Linked DNA regions of Homo sapiens: regions 1 and 3 are each linked to region 2. A link is a contact called in ENCODE Hi-C or POLR2A ChIA-PET data. All regions are on one chromosome and are shown on one strand. Each heading gives the region's core, a stretch centred on a gene start or an enhancer-like site at or near the end of the contact. The rest is flanking DNA. Distances are from core to core; before and after follow the strand shown. Region 1 overlaps ZMIZ1 (zinc finger MIZ-type containing 1). Region 2 overlaps ZMIZ1 (zinc finger MIZ-type containing 1). Region 3 overlaps ZMIZ1 (zinc finger MIZ-type containing 1).

Region 1 (4,173 bases), core at 733-3,232, 200 kb before region 2:
GGTGCCTCCATGGCTGTGGCAGTGGCACTGGCCTGGCCTGGGACTCACCTTCCTCATTTTGCAAAGCGGCTGGGCCTTTCGGCTCTGGCTGTGCCCACCAGAAACACTCGTCCTGGGGGCAGGCACTCGGTGCCTATGGTCTTGGTAAGACAGCTGGCTCCTCCAGCCTGGGGGCCGCTGCCCTATAGCAGGACACTTTCTCTCACTTCCTGGCTTATATGGGGCTGCCTTGCATTCCGCCTTGGGTGGCAACAGGGTCCTCAGGAGCCCACCTGAGACCCCACGCCCAGCTTTTTGGCTCATCAGGCTCATTTGGTGGCCTAGACCATGGCTTGAATTTATGGTCTGAGATGCAGCCTGGTGTGATCCCTTCCAGGCCCCTAAGACCCAAAGATGCCCAAACTATTGGAGCAGGAGGGACCTGGGCAGCCAGTCTACTTAATGCCCTTCTCATCCCATTTCCCAGATTAGAGCCCTGAGGCCAGAGAGGGAAGGAATCCAGCTGCAGAGCTGCAGGCAGGATCCCATGTCCTCCCAGCCTCACTGGCTTGGTCTCCCCCTACTTTCACCCTTTGCGCCCGAGGCTGTCCTTGGCCTTCCCAGGCTTTGTGTGGAGTGAAGGACGATGGGGGACAATGGGCAGAGTAGCAACTGCTACTTTTCCCTCAGGGCTCCTCTAGACCTCTGCCAGGCCCTGCGTCACTTCCAGTTCTGGGGAGCCCATGCACTGAATGGGCTGGGAGGGTCCTGCTGGTGGGGCCTCGTGCCAGCCTGAGAACAAGGCTTCCTGGCTGGGCTTGAGTCCCCAGCACTCTGGCCCTGGGGAGGGCAGAGTCTGGGGTCCTTTTGTGCCTCCCCTCGCCCAGCTACCCAAGGAAGGTGGATTCATGTATTCCTTTGTCAAGTTTATCAAGCACCTTCCATGTGCCAGGCACTCTTCCAGGCCCTGGGGATACATTGGTGAATTTGACAGGGGCCCTGCTTACATTCTAGTAGGCGAGACAGTCAGCAGGTCAACAACTTAATGCATGACATCATGCCTGAGTTATAATCAGTGCTTTGAAGAAAAATAAACCAGGATAAGGTGATATAGGGACATGAGTGGGTGATGGGGCTTCTTTAGGTGGTGTGGTCAGGGAAGGCTTCTCTGAAGAGGCTGCATTTGAGCACATACCTCAGGGAGACAGGGAAGTGAACTCCATGAACATTTGGGAGAAGAGCTCTCCAGGCAGTGGGAACAGCATGTGCAAAGGCCCTGTGGCAGATGCTTGTTTGGCGTGGTCTGGGAAAAGCAGGGAGGCCAGTGTGGCTAGATGGAGTGAGGGAAGGAGAGAGTGGGGAGGAAGTCAACAGAGTGATCAGGGACCAGGTGATAAGGGACAGAGAGCCTTATCAAGTACAGGAAGGGCTTCTGACTTCATGCTCAGTGATTTGGAAGCCACTGAAGGATTTTAAGTAAAGGACTGAGGCTATCAGATGTGTCCCTCTAAGATCTCTGGCTGATGAGCCGAGAATAGACTGAAGGGACAAGGGTGGCCACAAGGAGACCATCTGGGCAGCATTTACAGGAACCCAGGAAAGGATGCTGGCGGCTTGGACCAGAGTGTTCAGTGGAGGTAGTGAAACAAGGTCGGATCCTGAATGTATTTTAAAGATTGACTGAGGCTGTGGCCAGGAGCCCACTGGGAATGCCTGTCCACCTCCGTGAAACAGGCTGAGCTAGAGAACTGGCTCAAGTTGCTGTGTCCTGGGAGTCTGAGCCCTTCTCCTTTTGTGCTTGTCAATTCCTGTGCCTCAGCCACTCTGTCATAAGGTGGCCTTTTAACAGTTGGAAAAATAGAGGCATAGTGGGTCTTCCTGATACCCTTGTCTACCCTTGGAATTCTGATATTCTGCATTTGGTCTCTCTCCTCCCCTCTGGCTGATTCCCTGGCATTCATCCCCTGCATGTTCATACACTCCACTCTATGCACCATAGTTTCCCAACATGTTAGTCATCCTCTATCCCGAGGCCTTTGCATATGCTAAGTCCTCCACCTCCACTCTTCAGTCAGGTGAACTCCTACCCATCCTTAAGAGCCCAGCTCAAAAGCTGCCATCTTTGAACTCTCTCCCCTGACACTCTCAGGCACTGAGGATTTCTTCTCCACTGAAAATTCTACTCCTCTCCCTCCCACACTCTATTGCAAGGGATCAACTGCGTGGGGCTGGGTCTGTGCCTTCCTTCACACCTCCTCTTTCTGTTCTGTGTCCTCACAGCCTGGCCCAGGGCCAGCACAGAGGAGGGAACAAAAACATTTCAGTGTATTCCTGGAGCAGTAGTTGGTTACTATGGAAACAAGGAAGTGTTGCAACTTCCTGAACTTGAGGTTGGGGTCAAAGAGGGCAGCTCTATCTTGGCCACACGGGATCAACCCAAGATGGCCATGCTGAGGTTCTTATTAATTCAAAGTCACTTCGGACAGGCTCTTTCCCATCCCTGAGCCTCAGCTTACCCCATCAATAAGATGCAGGTGTTGGGACTGCTTGACTGTCTGCTCTAACGTTCTGTATCCTTGTGCCTCCAATCCTGCCGTATGAACACAGGCAGGTCCTTTGCCCTCTTTGAGCCTCAGTTTCCCTATTTTGTTGACCTCTCTCCAAGAACATAGCTGCCTGAGTCAAGCAACTCCAGAATCCTAGGGTCAGCGGCTGGGCTGGCCGTTGATGATTGAACTGGGATTCTTGTGACTTGCAGAGGCACAAAGAGGGAAGTCCTGCTTTCCAGGGTGGTGGGGTGGGGGTGGGGGAATGAGGCAGCAGGAGGGTGGGTTGGTAGGGATAATCCAGGCCGGCTCACTCTGGCCTGAACCTGCACAGGCCCCTGGGTCTCCTTTCTTCACCTTGAAGGTGGCAGGAGCTAGTGCTTGCCAGGGGCCCTTGGCTCTGCCGGACGCTGCCCGCTCCGCATTCTGGTGCCGTGCCATGTAGATCCCGGCCTGTGCTCTGAGGGCCACAGGTCCTGTGGTGGCCCCAGAGGCTGCCTGCTGCCTGTGGTGGCAGGGCTGAGTGGGTGGGCACCATGTTCTTACTGTGTCTCTTCTCTCTCCACTTCATTGCTCAGAAGCCAAGAGTTAGCCAAGCACAAAACCACAGCCTGGCTGCTGGCACCCTCCTCTGCAACCCTGCAGCACCTGGGCAGGCTGGTTCTGGGGGCTCAGCACCAGTCACCAGGGCTCGGATGTAGCCTCCTCAAGCTGGGGGTGGGGGTCAAGGGGCCAACATGCCCAGCGTGACGCCAGGCCCGCAGTTGAGTTCCCACCTGCCATTTGCACATGCCATTGGGCAGAGTGGGCAGAGGCCTCAGCCCGCATAACGCCCCACCCTGACTCCTGCCTGGCACTCAGGTGCCGTCTGGCCTGCACCAGACCCAGAAAGAGTGACCTGGGATGAGAGGCCTTCCATGGCTCTCTGGGCCTGCCTCCTCATCTGAAAAATGGGCAGAGGGTGCCCGCCTCCCATGGCCACCAGGAGGGGAGACAGAGGAAGGCAGCTTGTGATCTCCAGAGCCCAATAAACACGCTTGTTAGGATTACCAGCAGCAGGCAACAGGCTTCAGCCCAAGAGATGCCCCTGAGAACCTCTTTTTCAGGAAGCAAAAGCCCAAACCTTTTCAGAATGAGACTCTTATTCTGGGAATGAGAAGTGCCTCTCCCTCTGTTTCTGAGCTGTGCCCAGTGGCCAGGGACCTGAGTGGCCATCACAACGTGCCTTTCCCGCCTACCACTGCTCCCTGGCTTTCTAGGGTTGGAGTTGGATGAAACCCCTGGGGCAGCACCGGGCACTGGAAGGGCCCTGGTAAGGGAGAGGATACCCACTGCCCATCTCTGCCACTCATCAGCTTCCTGACCCTGACGAGTCCTTGTCTCTCTGCCCTCTGTGCATTGAGGCCCCTTCTAGCTGGGACTCTCCTTTGGAGTCTACTGGAGCATTTTTACCTCCAGGATAGGTGAGGCTCCCTACTCCAGACCCCCAGGATGTAATGTGGGTCTCACCTCAACTCACAAAATTCTCACTTCTGTTAAGAAAGGGCCTTGCCATGGTTGACGGGGATTTGCACTTCACCGTGTGGACAGTGACAGAATGCGTCTCCCCGCCCCTCCTTACCTGGCAAACTTTGTCATTACCTCCTCC
Region 2 (3,796 bases), core at 599-3,098:
AGGTTCTGTGCTAAACTTTACTTTTTTCTCATGTTTCTTAGGAAAGTGTTAGTCCCACTTTACAGATGAGAAAGTTGAGGCTGACTGAAAGTAACATGTCCAAGGCCACAGAAAGCTTCAGTGGCAGAGCCAGGGTTTGACCCGGAAGACTGTAACTCCAGAGCCCACATAGGGAACCTCTCTCCTGCTGGGCCTCCCTCTGTCGGCTGAATATTAACCTCAAAAAGGGGTCCCTGAATCTTTGCCAACACGGCCAGTACAAGCTAAAGCAGACGATTTAGTGTATAAAGAAATTCTTTCCTGGAAGACTATTTGGGTTTTCTCTGCAGCTGGGCTTTGAGGCCCATCTTTACATTTCCCCTGTCCCTTCGTGCTAGGCGACTTCCCCAAGAACCCCCAGGAAGATGCAGCCCTTCTTGGAATTCTTGTGGCTTCTAGGTGGCCTCTGCAGTGTGCTCCCTTGCCTCGTGGCCATCTCTGGAGAGGGGAGCGTTGCCTTGCTGGATCCTAAGTTCCTAAGACAGTGGTGAGCCTGATACGGTCTGGTGACCCGGCAGCCTTGCCCTTGATTGGCTCTGCTACCTCTGTGAGCCCCAGCTTCTAAGATGGGCATCTGTTGGGCCCACTTAATGGGGCACTGAATGAGTTCTTAGGTGAAGGCCACTTCACAAAATTCCTTGCATCTAGAAGTCACTCAGTAAATCAGAACAACAGTAACAGCGGCAGCCAGCAGTTTCAGGGTGTCCAAGGTGTGCGGGACTCTGGGCCTCATACATGTTAGGCACTTACACTTAACCCTCACGGCAGCCTTCGAAGGGAGGGGCTGAATCAGCCCCATTTCATAGATGAGGTTGCTGAGGCATACAGAGAGTGAGCAGTGGTTTCATCGCTTCCCTCTGTGTCCTTCTCTCACTTTCTGGGCCCCAGTGGCCATGTGGCCACAGACACACTGTGTAGGTGGTCGGTCATCAGGCTTAACGAAATGGACATATTCATTTTCAGCATCACTCCAAGGGTGAGTGCAGAGAGGTGGTTTCTCCCTGGCACATTTTTTTGTTTAGCAAAGGTTTCCTGAGCCCTATTGGTGTGTGAAGACATCATGCTTGGCTCAGGGAGCCCAAGAAATCAGTGACAGCTCCTGAGGCAGAAGGGAGAAGGCAGAGGGTTCTCACTCTTGCCAGGAATGCGAAGAGCCAGTGGAGTTCAGTACCTTCTGCAAGGGCTTCCCGGAGGAGGTGGCCTTTGGAAGAGCCTGGAAAGGATGAATGGCATTTTCAAGGTGGGATGGAACTTGCCAGCCTGAGAAGAGGCACAGAGGCCCCTGTATTAGGGAGCAGTTGGCAAATGGAACCGTTGCTGCTGACATTGCAGATGGCTTCTGGCCTTGGTGCTTCTGTGGGTGGAGCAGGATTGTTGGGGCCGTTTTGGCTGGACAGGACTGTGGCTGGGAGCAGCTTATGGTGTGATACTGGGCAGGCCATGCTGGATTAGGGTTGTACAGAGTGGGACAGAATTATTAAAAAATGCCAAGCACCTGTGACCAGGTGAAGCAAGTCTGCAGGTTAAACTGTGCTCGTCGGAGAGAAGAAGGGCTCTCAGGCACCCTCCAGACCCTCCTCCCATCCCAGCCAGGCCATGCCTTTCTGGTAGCAGCCCAGGGGTCTGCTTGGTCCTTCATCCTTGGGAACAGGGACCAGGCATTCCCCCGGTGGTGGTATCTTGAGTCTAGGCAGTGGCGTCACATCAGCAGGGCTGCTGTGGGGGCCTGCGGGGGCGAGAGCCTTCTCTGCGACAGCAGGAGCCCGTCTCCCCCAGAATGAGATGAGTCACGGTCCTGTCGGTGCGGCTGCCACTTCTGCTTCTGCAGCAGGTGCGTGTGGAGGCAAGCTAGTCCTGAGACTGCCCCACACGCTGTGCCTGTCTCTTCCCCAGTGCACGGGCAGCATGCCAGCAGGGCCTCGCGTGTGTGCACGGATGTGTCCTCCATATGCCTGCGTGCATCTTTGCTCTGGGGCGGCAAACCTTCCAGCCAGGCAGTGGGATGGCCAGTTTGGGAACGTTGGTTAGCTTTGCTTCTCACCAAGTTTGGGGCAGAGGGGACAAAACAGGAAGGAGCTGGTTTCCGCCCACAAGGCTCACCCACGGAGCTGCAGGGCAGTTGGGAGCTTGTTCGTGGGCCTGTGTAGCGTCCTGGGCTGAGGTGATGAGGCAGCAGTTGCCCACTCCCTGGCCACAGGCAGGGCCCTGCCGGCCCCTGGGGCCTCCCATGGGGGTTCATTTCCTGAGCCTGGCCAGGCATGTTCTCAAAGGATAGGAACTTCCGTCTCAAGGCCATCAGCCTGGAGGGTTGGTGGGAACTTGTGGGGCAGAAGTTCTGGGGCGAGAAGCCACTCAGGCTTGGGTTTTGTTCAGATGTAGGGGACCCCCTCTGGTCATCCAGCACACCTAGGACATGGGCCTTGAGGACAGCAGGTGTCCAGGGGATCTCCTCTTTGTTTTGTAAAAGCGTGACCTGTAGAGCCTCCCTGTGAGACTCTGGTGTGCCAGTCTGGAACCAGGTGGTGTGCCGGGTCCCCAGTGACCTCCCTGGGAGACAGAGGCTGTTCCAGCCCAGCCTTCCTGAGGAGCAGGCTCATGGCTACTTTCCTGTGTTTCTCTGCACTGCCCACTCCCTCTGGGCTCCCAGTCTCCAATCCGCCACCTGGAGAGCAGAGTCTGTCGCTATCTGTCACCTTTGGCCCAAGCATCTGGATCTTCAACAAGCCACTACCCATCATTGTGCCTGGCCAACTGAGTGCCCTGAGTACAGCTCCTCTACTCCAAATGCGAGTCCTGCAGTTTCCCCAGAAATCACGAGCAGCGCTCAGTTGGGAAAGCCCTTTGACTGCATTCTCCTCTTTGAGCCACATCAGATTTAGGCTGCTGAACCTGTGTTCAAACCTATTTGACCAAGATCCACGATAAATACACATACGACACCTTGACCCAAGGTGCACATGTATTTGTGTATAAAACCAAGACAGAAGCTCAAGGACTAATCTTCATCTTTATTGTGTGCTCACACTCCATCACTTTCTAGTTGATGCTTTTTTCTCCCCTGCTGGTTGGATGTCATCACCTGCTCAGATTCTGTAACCCACAGTTGGAAAACACAGAGTAGAGTGGGGAGGTATCATCTGATGCCCATTTTACAGATGAGGAGATTGAGTGAGGAAACTTGCACCAGGGTCCTAAGCACAAAAGTCTCTGCCGTCACAGAGCTGTTCTAGAGGCAGACAGACAATAATCAAAAAAATATATAATTAGGACAGTGGTGGAGTGCTATGAAAAAAATTCCAGTGCCAGGGTGAGGGGGCAGGCAGTGTCGGGTAGGAGCTGCTTTTTTATACGAGGAGGGCGGGGGAGGCCCCTCCAGCGATCTCAGACAGGAAGAAAGCGAGGGGCTGGCCAGGCTGAGAAATCTAGGGCAGAGGGTATCCAGGCAGGGGAGGGGCAAGTATGAGCAGACAGTGGTGTGGTCCTGCCCTCCAGGCTGGTCGCCTCTGCAGGAGCCCGTCAGACTTGACCAGCATTGCCAAGAGCTCAGCCGGGCAAGGCACAGAGCACAAGACTTGGCTGCCCTGATCTCCGCTGCCTGCGGGTCATGCAGCCCTCCGCCTCCCTCTGGGAAGTCCTCACCTCTGGGCTGGGCTCCTTGCATCCCCAGAGGTGCCTCCTCAGCACCTCCATCCCCAGTTGCCCTGGCTGCTAGGGTTGGACTGGCCACTCAGCTAGGGTACAAGTCTGCCAGGTGTGA
Region 3 (3,801 bases), core at 712-3,211, 150 kb before region 2:
TGAGGGCAGATGGAAAACAAAGAGAGAAAACAAAGGCACTGCTCCTAGGGGGCCAAAAGGCACCTGCCTCCTCCCCCAGGCCTGGCCTTGGCCACCCCAGTCCTCCAGGATCTGCCCCACCCCTCCAGAAGGATAGTCTCAGAACTCATGTAGGTCACCACTCTCAGGGGACCCTCAGGAAGTCACTCGTCTCCAGGCCACCTTTTCTTATCTGTAAAATGAGAGAATTGGACAACAGGCCATGTGACTTTTGGCAAACCTTCCCCCTCTCCCCACCCTCCAGGGTCTCCTTGGGGCAGGCCCAGCTCGTCTCTAGGACCCCCCAGCCTGTCCCAGGAAGTCAAGATGGTGCCCACTTCTGTCTGTGGCAAGGACCCCAGCCCTGCCTTGGGCAGGGTGAGGTAAACAGGAGGCCCCTGTTTCCTGCCGAGATCTTGGGGTGTGCTGGGTGCTCAGTGCATCTGTGTGGAATGAATGAATTATTTCATCAGAAGGGGGCCTACTCAGAGTCAGCCCTAGGTTGCTGCTGCTGTTGAAGCCTCTCAGGGAAGGAGACCCTTCTGGTCACTTGAGGGAGGTGGAGAGAAGTGGTGAAGGGCTGGCAATGGCATCCCTGCCAGGCTGTCTGGGTTCACATCTTGGTTGTGTGACCTTGGACTGGTTTCTTAACCTTCTGTTTCCTCATCTTTAAAAATTGGTTATAGTACTGACCTCATAGGTTGTGGTAAGATTAAGTGGATTAATTTACATAAAGTGCTTAGAACAGTACAGCTAAAGGTTAAATATCACTATCCATTTCATCACTCTTATTATGATTAGAGGGAGGCTTACAGGGAAGCACATGAAGATTAGGCATCCTGGCCTCTCCTGGGCACAGCCCTGGTGAAGGCTGGGAATTGCTGGGAGCTATAGAGTGTTCTAGGTGGGAGGGGCAGCAGTTTGCAAACAGGAACATTTCTATGTAAGTATTTCTGGTAAACTGTTAAACAGGGGCCTCATGAGAAAGGGGCATGGATTCCTAAGAATATAGGAATTTGTTGTGATTTCTTTTCTGATTCTAAATATATATTTGTAATGTTAAATAATTTTTAAAACAGGGCCTCCAAAATTGTATAAGCCTCAGGCCCTGCAACCTGAGCTGTTCCTGATTGTTTCTGTTATTGTGATTGTATTTCTGTGGCCCAGCCCTGTGCTGCCCACTTTGGTGGTCCTGACAGGATGGCCCAGCCTTGGGGTCCCAGGGACCTGTCTTCTCACCCTATGGACAGCGGTGTTATGTGCAGGCTGGCCTCTGAGCTGTAGTCTACACTTCACACCCCAGATGGAGGGAGCTCTGAGGGAGCAGACAAAGGAAAATGGGTACCTCAGGGAAGGTCTCTGAAGGAGTCTTCTCTGCATATGCAGGACACAGAGCCCTGTGCCCAGAGGCTTAGTGGCCAGCCCTGCTGCTCCTACTCACCCGGACTAGGTGTGGCAGGCCAGGCCCCTCTCCCTTCCCACTCCCCCTCGGTATGTGCCCTGGTGGACAGGCAGGGGCGGGTGGGGCCGTGGGAAGCAGGCTGCTGAGTTGGAACAGTCACCCCTACAGTGGTCGTTGAGTGGCTGGCTGTGCACCAAGCTTCAGGTTCCTGCCGGGTGCAGACCCAGAATGGTCCTTGCCCTCTGGGAGCTCTCCCGGTAACTGGGACCACAAGATTTGCACCTGGAAGGGCTAGGGGTGAGCAGGGGAAGGCTGTACTAGACCCATCTCTCTCCGAGAGGAGGCAGGAGAGCCCAGAGGTCGTGAGGGCTGGACCCTGGGGGAGGACCTCTGAGAGGACGGGCCCTCGGCTGGGGGGGGGGTGCTCCTAGGGTGGGCGCTGTGGGCCCTGGCGCCTCTGCCAGCAGCAGGGCCTCTCGGCCCGGGCTCTGACAGGGACATTTATAACTCACAGCTGTGCGGTCCTGGGCCCAACTGACTGTGGTAAACCGATCTGGCTTCAGGAAGTCCCGTCCCGAGGCCACTCCCCATCCCGACCCCCACACTCTCCTTCACCTCCTGACACCCACATCCTGTTCTCAGCGGGAGGGGCAGGCGGCGGGCACTGGGCCAGGGGCCCAGCCAGGGTCTCCAACCTGTGGGCAGAGTGGGAAAGGACAGAGAGCAGCAGTGAGGCCCCAGTGCTGCGGGGTGCCCACCATTGCCAGCCTCCTCTCAAAGCACACACAGGGAGGCAGAGGCCCAGAGGCAGTGCAAGGCCCCCAGGAGCCCACAGGGTCAGAGCGCCAAGAGCATAGGTTGTAGGGCTCAGGGGAATGTTCTGCGCCTCCAGATCTACCTAGAAAGGGGATTCGCCTTCTGGCCTCTGTGGACCCACTCCAGCCAAAAGGAGCCTGACCGGAGGGGCAGAGTGAACCAGAGGCCTCAGAGAATGCTGGGAAAGACGCCATTTTGGGCCCTGGGCCTTGGGCTGGCCCTCCTTTGGGACACCCCGTCCCCAAGATGCTTCGTGCCCATCCCACCTAGATCCTCCCAGCCTAGTTCAAGTGTGGGGCCAAAAATGGTCTTGCCCAGTGCTAGAAAGAGAGACAGTACTAAAGGCTGCAGCACACCATGGCTCTGACCCCTTACATCCCTTGGCCTGATACAATGACCAGTTCTTGGGCCCCATCAGCCAGCCCGCCCCTCCTCCATGCCTCTCCCTCTTCTTCTGCACAACGTTTGCCAAAGCTTGGCCCAGGTAAATCTGGTAGTCTACAGCAAGATTCTAGAATTAGATAGTACCCAACAGGACATACATTTTTGTTTTACTAGTTACAATTTATTAAAGAGTATCAGAAATATATAACTAGCCTATCAAATCAATTATTTCAAGGGCATGATTGCTTTGGACAAGGCCAGATTTATTGGAGCTTAAAAAAAAAGTGAGTGGAAGGTGAACATTAAATTAAGTCATCACACAGGTAGATCTCAGCTCAGACCAAGAATCCTAAAGAGCGTGGAGGAAGAGCTGAAGTTTGGGGAGCACAATCTAACTCATCACCAGGACTCTTTTCTGCTTTAAACTCTGCATCTGGGCCTCCTCTCCCAGTTATAAGCAAAACAGCCAGCCCTGAACCTTGTAGGAGGGGCAAGGGAGTGAGCTGGTTTTCCCGAGGTGCGTACACACATAAAATGGCTCCGAGTGTTGGTCAGGGATCTGGTGAGCAATTCATAATGAGGAAAGAATTCAGGCAGGGGTCACAGAGTGGCTTTGGAAGTGGCTGCCGGCCGGCCGTGTGAGATAATTCCCCGAAGCCAGGCACGGCGCAGAGAGGAGGCCACGGCAAGGGCTTTGTACACCCGGCTAAAAATACCCCCGACAGCTTCTCCCTGTCACCCTGCCTGGGGGCCGTACAGGAAAGTGATGCTGTTCTGCTTTTCCTACTAAGAAGAGAAAGACAACACAAAGTCCCCAGTCCTGGAAGAAACAAAACTTATATTTATATATTTTTCAAAATCCCACTAGGAGGAATTGGCTTGCTGGTTGGAGTGTGGCTGGGCGGGGAAGACACAGCCAGCTCTGATAAATCAGGCATCCCGGGGTGTGCTTAAGTGACCCAAGAGGCCGCTGAGATTAGCTTGGCGGCAGGGACAGAGGTGGGAGGGGAGTGGACGGCACACCGGCCTGCTCTCACACACGTCTCATCTCTCCCCTGTGTACCCAGGAGGAAGAGGAGGAGGCCCGTTGGCGTCGGACCAATGCTGCAAGGGGTGTGAGGAGAGGAGCCGCTGTTTTTCACTGAGCTGCCATACCCCGAAAGGTAACACCAGCCCCCGAT

The links. A loop is a pair of places that touch in the nucleus more often than their neighbours do. ChIA-PET counts read pairs that join two places held with the same protein, here RNA polymerase II (POLR2A). Pooled maps may share reads with other maps.
Region 1: a loop to region 2 is called in a pooled map, with 2.7 times the contacts of the local background. The contact joins two enhancer-like sites. A Hi-C loop is called at or near these places in 1 of 168 maps with a recorded cell type or tissue (gastrocnemius medialis), 2 of 37 single-sample maps with no recorded cell type and 6 of 50 pooled maps. POLR2A ChIA-PET finds 5 or more read pairs at or near these places in 1 of 52 experiments (activated CD4-positive, alpha-beta T cell).
Region 3: a loop to region 2 is called in a pooled map, with 4 times the contacts of the local background. The contact joins two enhancer-like sites. A Hi-C loop is called at or near these places in 1 of 37 single-sample maps with no recorded cell type and 3 of 50 pooled maps. POLR2A ChIA-PET finds 5 or more read pairs at or near these places in 1 of 52 experiments (common myeloid progenitor, CD34-positive).

The regions. Positions count from the first base shown.
Region 1 is chr10:79,082,094-79,086,266 of GRCh38, forward strand. The region is part of intron 1 of ZMIZ1 (zinc finger MIZ-type containing 1); the gene reads left to right. Among named protein-coding and RNA genes, the nearest start is that of ZMIZ1, 15 kb to the left of the region's middle. RefSeq lists enhancers at 1,685-2,256, 2,257-2,826, 2,329-2,448, a cis regulatory region at 2,052-2,552 and a silencer at 3,173-3,242. Within about 2 kb of position 1,983, at least 31 of the 41 ENCODE cell types and tissues checked have a DNase peak (open chromatin) inside an H3K27ac peak, as active enhancers do.
Region 2 is chr10:79,284,608-79,288,403 of GRCh38, forward strand. All of the region lies in intron 8 of ZMIZ1 (zinc finger MIZ-type containing 1), which reads left to right. Among named protein-coding and RNA genes, the nearest start is that of PPIF, 61 kb to the right of the region's middle. RefSeq lists enhancers at 391-510, 961-1,150, 1,364-2,014, 1,561-2,180, 2,015-2,665 and cis regulatory regions at 625-1,125, 1,613-2,113, 1,711-2,211, 1,727-2,227, 1,736-2,236. Within about 2 kb of position 1,849, at least 23 of the 41 ENCODE cell types and tissues checked have a DNase peak (open chromatin) inside an H3K27ac peak, as active enhancers do.
Region 3 is chr10:79,135,995-79,139,795 of GRCh38, forward strand. ZMIZ1 (zinc finger MIZ-type containing 1) reads left to right here. Exons shown (of 25, transcript NM_020338.4): 3 at 3,688-3,783. Among named protein-coding and RNA genes, the nearest start is that of ZMIZ1, 69 kb to the left of the region's middle. RefSeq lists an enhancer at 1,253-1,933, a cis regulatory region at 1,638-2,138 and a silencer at 1,724-1,883. Within about 2 kb of position 1,962, at least 19 of the 41 ENCODE cell types and tissues checked have a DNase peak (open chromatin) inside an H3K27ac peak, as active enhancers do.